Regions from separate parts of the Homo sapiens genome. Here region 2 is linked to region 1. A link is a contact called in ENCODE Hi-C data. All regions are on one chromosome and are shown on one strand. Each heading gives the region's core, a stretch centred on a gene start or an enhancer-like site at or near the end of the contact. The rest is flanking DNA. Distances are from core to core; before and after follow the strand shown.

Evidence for each region. Hi-C counts contacts between places; a loop is a spot of excess contacts on that map. Pooled maps may share reads with other maps.
Region 2: a loop to region 1 is called in a map of mammary epithelial cell, with 2.5 times the contacts of the local background. The contact joins the enhancer-like site here to the promoter of LINC02850 in region 1. A Hi-C loop is called at or near these places in 2 of 168 maps with a recorded cell type or tissue (OCI-LY7 and mammary epithelial cell), 1 of 37 single-sample maps with no recorded cell type and 4 of 50 pooled maps.

What each region holds. Positions count from the first base shown.
Region 1 is chr2:20,858,307-20,861,662 of GRCh38, forward strand. It overlaps LINC02850 (long intergenic non-protein coding RNA 2850), which reads left to right and starts at 1,477. Exons shown (of 2, transcript NR_187137.1): 1 at 1,477-1,651; 2 at 2,045-3,355.
Region 2 is chr2:20,960,572-20,963,927 of GRCh38, forward strand. No RefSeq gene overlaps it. Among named protein-coding and RNA genes, the nearest start is that of APOB, 82 kb to the right of the region's middle. RefSeq lists an enhancer at 2,483-2,532. Within about 2 kb of position 1,505, at least 2 of the 41 ENCODE cell types and tissues checked have a DNase peak (open chromatin) inside an H3K27ac peak, as active enhancers do.

The DNA of each region.
Region 1 (3,356 bases), core at 227-2,726:
GGAGATCAAGGTTCTGGAGTGAGGAAAGGCACAGAAGGATAAGGCTAGGTAAGTGGGCCATCACCAGATCATTTAAGACTCTGGATGGCAAACTGAGGGTAGACTTCATTCTGCAAGAAAGAGGAGCCAACAGAGACTTCACAAAATTCTCTAGAAGCATTGAGGAGAGGAAGATATTCCAATGGTAAAAGTGAGAGGTTTTGAAAACTTTAATCAGGACACTGGCTATGGAGAAGAAGAGGAGGAGGGAAAGAAACTTTGTAGGAATCAAACAAATCAAATTTAAGTAGGCTGGATATGGGGAAGTGGGAGTGAAGGACTGGTATAAAGAAGAAGAAAAAACAAAGATCAGACAATGTTTATCAAAATATTCTCCTAGTGCAAGGTCCAAGGGAGACACTCAACAAATATTCTTTGAAGTTGGTGATTCCAGGGTTTGGAGTATAAGTGACTGGTGATGATATTTCCTGGAATAAGGGAAAAATATCAGGCATTGAGAGGAAGACAACAGGGTCAGCCATGGGCATGTTGCATTTGTGGGTAGAGATGGCTAATTGGCATTGGATATACAAATCAGGTGAGAGATCTGGGAGAGAGATAAAATGGTCAGTGTTTAACATATAGATGAAACCCCCACAATAAATGAGCTCTTCCAAGAAGAATGTATAGAAGACAACAGAGGCTGGACAGCAAACATCTCCCAAGGATTTACTCTTGTCTTTGTTCTCTTCCATACATTCTTCTTGGAAAAGCACAGGCCTGGCAGAGAGCAGATACTCAGTAAACATTTGTTGAGTAATGGAATGAATAAGTTTAAGGAGAATGTAGATTGCATTTCATCAGACAAGTACACAGAGATGGGACCTTACTTTTGTTGAGCATCAGTTATCTGCCAGGTACTCACTTTACTTGTGGTTTCTCCTTTAAGAGAATGAAATAATATCACTCAAAGCTTTACAAAGCTTTAAAGTCCAGGTTTATAGTGACCTCAGCTTTTGCAATGTCTGCAACTCTCATGCCTTCCCTTGGACTCTTCCCTACCCTCAACATTTTTGTATTTAATCTCCACATAAGAAGTCAGAGCAAAATGAAACTCCTTTGAACTTGGGACACTCTTCACATTCTCTTCTGTAAAGAGAAATCCCAGATGACCAGAAACCTTGTGGTTCTTCTGGGACTGTTGCATTTGTTTCTTGAGTTTACTAATTCATCACTTTCTAAGAGCTGGCACTGTGCAACATGTGGAAAGAAGACAAGGCTCAGCCAGCGAGAAGCTCAAAATACAGTTCAAATGTGTATGTGCACACATTTTGGGAACCCAAAATCAACTGATAGAAAACTAAGGTTTCCTTGGATAGAGCCTGCAGAAAATCTCTGCACTTATGTATAGACCTGCATCACAATTGCAATGGAATCTGTAAGTAAGCACTGTGGTCTGTGGGCACACTCAGAAGAGTAGGCCTAATTCTGTCTTAGAAGCACAGGTAACGGTGGAAGATCATGGAAGTCTTCACAGAAGACAAGATATCAAAACAGAGCCTTGAAGGCTAAGTAGGTTTGTTTATTTGCTTCTTTGTTTTTCCAGATAGAAGGGGCCACATAAGCAAAGATGAAGAAACATAAAAGAGCCTCAGTGTGGATTTTTTGAAAGGTGGGACATGAAGCTGGGGCAGAATACCAGAAGGGTTTTAAATGAGTGTGGCATGATTGGATTTGTGTTTTGGGAAGACTGTTCTGGCAGCTAGTGCAGACATTGGAATCGAAAATGGAAATATGCCTGAACAGGGAGCTTGAGGCCCAGGTGCCTTCTTTTTATTCTCTTCTGCCTCCAAAGACCTGAGAAGGGCTGGATTTGAAGACTGACATGTGTAAATGCATTGAACCATTAGAAACTTTTCCCAGGAAATCTATTACGAAGTTCACCATATTTATTACATTTTAAAATACTTTTTAATATAAGCCTATCATTTGTAACAACCTATGAAATTAAACTTTTTTCTTTTTCTTTCTTCTTATGCTTTGTTTTCTTTTCTCCTGATGTTAGAATGAGAAAGAGCACTTGATGAAGAGTCTAGAAGTCTGTGTTTCAGTCCAAAACCTGCCAATAATGCTGGAAAACCTTAGAAGGTCAACAAACCCTCCTGAGGTTAAAATTCTTCACCCCTCAAAAAGACAGGGACTTTCTGAGCCTCCTGCCCCATAAGATTGTCGTCAGTTTCAGACAAGAACCAAGTTGGTAAATGCAGTTTAAAACCTACCATGAGCCAGAGCAAAGGAAGGAAGTTTCCAATTTTCTATAGATATTTCACATCAGACATCATGCAGTTTCAGTATACTTAGTTTCCTTTGATATTATCCATAGCCTTGGCCCTCAAATATTTCACATTCTTAGATTAATTTAATAATAGCCTGGTGTTGCTGCTTATGTATCCTACCATATCCACAGCCAACTATGAAGACAATAACTTTCTCACCTGAGAACTAAAGACTTACCTGGCTATAGCTCCATATTATAATCTACTTAAATTATAAATTATATGGTATCAGACCATCATCTGAACCATTTTAGATCTAAGAGATTTGCCATGTCCTCATATACTGTCTATTATAATCTGATTCTTCTTTCAGTCCACAAATATTTATTAAGCAAACACTCTGCAAAGTTCCAGCAACAGAGACACTTGGAAGTAGCTAGAAACTAGGAAATTAAGAAAGAATACACTTTATACAATGTGAATTCTAGGAGGATTTTGTGGGAAAAAAAATTTTAAGGGAAGATATGTTTTCAGAGTTTTACACTTAATTATTAAAAATTACAATGATTTTCAAAATGTATCTTTGACAGTGGAGATTATGTTTTGTCTGGTAATCGATCAGCTTTTTCTTTTAACCAACAGTTCATCTAAAACATTTTACCAAATCCAAAGATAAGAGAATTTACAGTGAAGTTTGGAGGGTAGGGAACCCAAAATCAACTGATAGGAAACTAAAGTTTCCTTGGATAGAGCCTGCATGAAATCTCTGCACTTATGTATAGACCTGCTCAGAGCAATGTCTGTGGAAATGACTTCAAAAGCTCCAAGTGCCAGAAATAACAACTGCTCTGGATCAAGTCCAGGAACAGATATTGGGACTAGAAAGAGGGATTTTCCAAAAATCTGAGTTTCATTTTTATCTATAATATTGTTGAAAAATGGAAATGCTACTATGTGAAACTCTGGCACTTTTTTGGCTATAAAAAAGCCATGTGTACAGTATGAGCTATCATGCTTTATCAAGTCTGAAGAACAGAGAAAGCCATAGGGGAACCTTATAATGGTTAATAACCTCCTAATAAAGTACATTTGTGCATTGAT
Region 2 (3,356 bases), core at 255-2,754, 100 kb after region 1:
GAATCACGAGTACTTGTTTCAAAGAAAATGACCAAAATCTGTCTTAGCTTCCCATCGCTGCTATAACAAGTCACCACAATTTGCTGGCTTCAAAAAACACACATGGATCTTACAGTTCTGTAGAAGTTTGACATGGGCTTCACTGGGCTAAAAGTAAGGTGTTGGCAAGGCTGTATTCCTTTCTAGGACTGATGTAATTCAACTCTGTGTCCCCACCCAAATCTCACATTGAACTGTCTGTGTCACCACCCAAATCTCACATTGAACTGTCTGTGTCACCACCCAAATCTCACATTGAACTGTAATTCTCAATGTTGCAGAAGGGGCCTGGTGCGAGGTGATTGGGCCATGGGGGCAGACTTCCCCCTTGCTGTTCTTGTGATAGTGAGTGAGTTCTTACAAGATCTGGTTGTTTAAAAGTGTGTAGCCACCTTGCACCTCGATCTCTCTTGCTTCTTCTCTGGCTGTGTAAGATGTGCCTGTTTCCCCTTCACTTTACGCCATGATTGTAAGTTTCCTGAGGCCTCCCCAGCCATGCTTCCTGTGCAGCCTGAGGAACTGTGAATCAATTGAAGCTCTTTTCTTTATAAATCACCCAGTCTCAGGTAGTTCTTTACAGCAATGCGAGAACAAGCTAATACAGGGATGAATTCATTCCCTTCCCTTTTTCACCTTCAAGTGCCTGTATTCCTGGGGCCCCGGCCCCTTCCTTCTTTTTTGAAGCCAGTAGCTGAGCATCACTCCAAACCGCTCATAAGGAAATGGCATTCTACTTGAGTAGCAGACAGGTGAGCCAACAAATACAATCTCATGTGGTAAGCGAAGAACAGGTTCAGGGAAGAAGCATGGTCAAAAAAGGGCCCAGTACCCTGGGTGAGAGAGGGATGGGTTCTCAGAGGGCTGCTACTCAAGCCAAGGCTTATCTTACCTCCTCTACCCAACTGTGGAAAAACTTGAAGAAGTAATTGGGTATAACTCATCTTCTTATTTTCCTTGATGCTAAATTCACTGCTTTGCAACCTGTAGACACCCAATAAATATCACTTGCAATGAACCAGTTCTCTTCTGAGTCATTTTTGTCTTCTGGGCTACAGTTGCAGATGGGAGATGAGAGAACAGTGCCAAGCTAGAGGGCTGAGCTAGCATCCTCAGGACAGAGCCCTAGCTTTAGGGCTTGGCAGATTTTTATTGTCATGCATTTTCTTCCCTTAGCAGAGATGAATTCCAGAATTGAGGCAGGAAGCTCTCTGTTTAGTTGTGGGACCTCACCAGGAATTCACCCCAGACATCAGGGAATTAGATTTAAAATCTCGCCCTTGCATTTAAGCAGGGCTTTAGGATCACTTGGGGGTTGATAATTGATAGATGTCTCCTCGTTTGAGTTTCTTCATAAAATAACATGCAGGGAGCAAGGGAATGAAATTGAGCAAGTGAAATACTTGGCAGAGTCTCAGGAAAGACGTTAAGAATAGATCTATGAGCTGTGCCCCATGGCGGGGGGGTTGCTTCTGAGTCGGGAGGTGCATGGGTTGGCGGCAGGAGGAAGCGTCATGGAGCCTCTGTTTCTGAGCCCATGTGTTGAGATTCCAGCCTCTAGTCAGAAAATTCCCCTTGCAGCTTCTGCCTGGTCCAGCCCCTGAGCCATGAGCATCTTCTGGTCCTCTTGCCTCAGATTGTTCCCCATTCACTCTTCCCATCTTCTCCTTCACACAAACTTCAGGATCAGGACCCACAGAGGTCTTGGGACCTGTAGGCTGCGGGAGAAGGCTGTGGATGTTTAAAACCACATGTCACCACCTCCTGGCAGGGGCTGGCTAAGGACAGGACTAAACTCTCAGTGGTGAGTTAATGTTTGCTGAGGGAATGAATGAAGGAATGACATAGGCAAAATGAAGCTAAATTATCCGTTAAGGTTATCTATGGTACTTTCCCTGGGCCATGATTCTCCCTCTTAGATGGGAGGAGCTCAGCTCCCTAGACCCCTCCTAAGCTCTTGCAGGGCCTGTAGCATCCAGGGATAACAGAGCAGAGGACTGGGGCAGCCTACTTTCTTTGAAGGGCCACTCTCCATGCCACCCTTTGAATCAGCACTGGTGACCAATTAGTAGAGTGTGATATGAGTAGTGGATGAAGACCTGTCTAGCATTAAAAAAAAGAGACAGAATTGAGAAATAAGGGTATTGCTTTGTAAAAATGTGCTGCTGTTTTGCACATGATAGACAGTATACTAAAAGTGGCTTGCAACGTTAAATGTATTTCTTACCATGGGTCAAGGTCAAAAAAGTTAGAGCATCCAGCATCTCAGAATTGCTGAGGGCTCTCATGCTCCCTGGGAGGAGATGCTAAGGTCTGACCAGGCAACTTCAATTGTAAAATAAAGATGCCTAACCATCCACAATGACCTCTTCCTGAGACCTTGGGGGCAAGTGGAGGAGGACTGGCTGGGAGTAAGAGGCCAGGGCTCTGAGCCTCCATCTGTGTGTACTTACTGTGAGCCTTGGGCACATTGCTAATTCCTCTTCCACCTGTTTTCTCCTCCAATGTGGAGGTTACATTGTGTCTGTGTGCACTGCTGCCCTCTGGTGGTGAGCTCTATACTTCACTGCAGCCACGGCATCCAATTTGGGTTTGTTGACTGGCTTGTGGCTGTCCAGATTTTCCCCTCTTCTTGTTCTCAAAAGGTGAGCCTTACCCCCAGGTGGAGTAGCATCCCACATGTTAAAAAAAAACTCACATGTGTTGTGAGTTTTCTGCAAAGGCCTCTGCTGTTCAAATGCGTTGCCTGGAGATACTCTCATGCGAGAATGTAAATCAAAGGGCAAGCTAATAGGGAACTACTTTGTAGCCAAAGTTTGATGAGGTCCACCTGCTTCAGGGTACGTAGCTGTATGCCAGGTACTCTTGATGCATCTGCCGGCTCTGAACAGTGTTTTATGAAGCTGTTGAGAGAGTGGGACCAGATGTTTAGAAAGAAGAGCTTGTCTTGTCACTTCCCTCAGCTTCTTCCTTTTTTGATGGTATCAGCAACTCTTTGCATTTCCAATTAAGACTCTAGTTAAATTCCCTTCAGCATTTGACTCAACCTCTTGCAAGAGGCAAGATAAGTGATTTAAAAAAAAAAAAAAAACTCTTACTTAAAGAGCATGTTGCATTGTTCTGAGATTTATTTCTAGTAAATCAAAGGGGGACTGAATGTCCCTTAGCATTGTCCTGGGATTGATAAAGGTCAATTGTCTGCAGAAATATGGACCTGAAGTCTCTCCAAGGTTAGAGGTTTCATATTCATGGTCAATGCATCTTCAAATCTCCCATAGCAAATTATCTTGGACCATTGCATTTAATAGGTGCTTAATAAT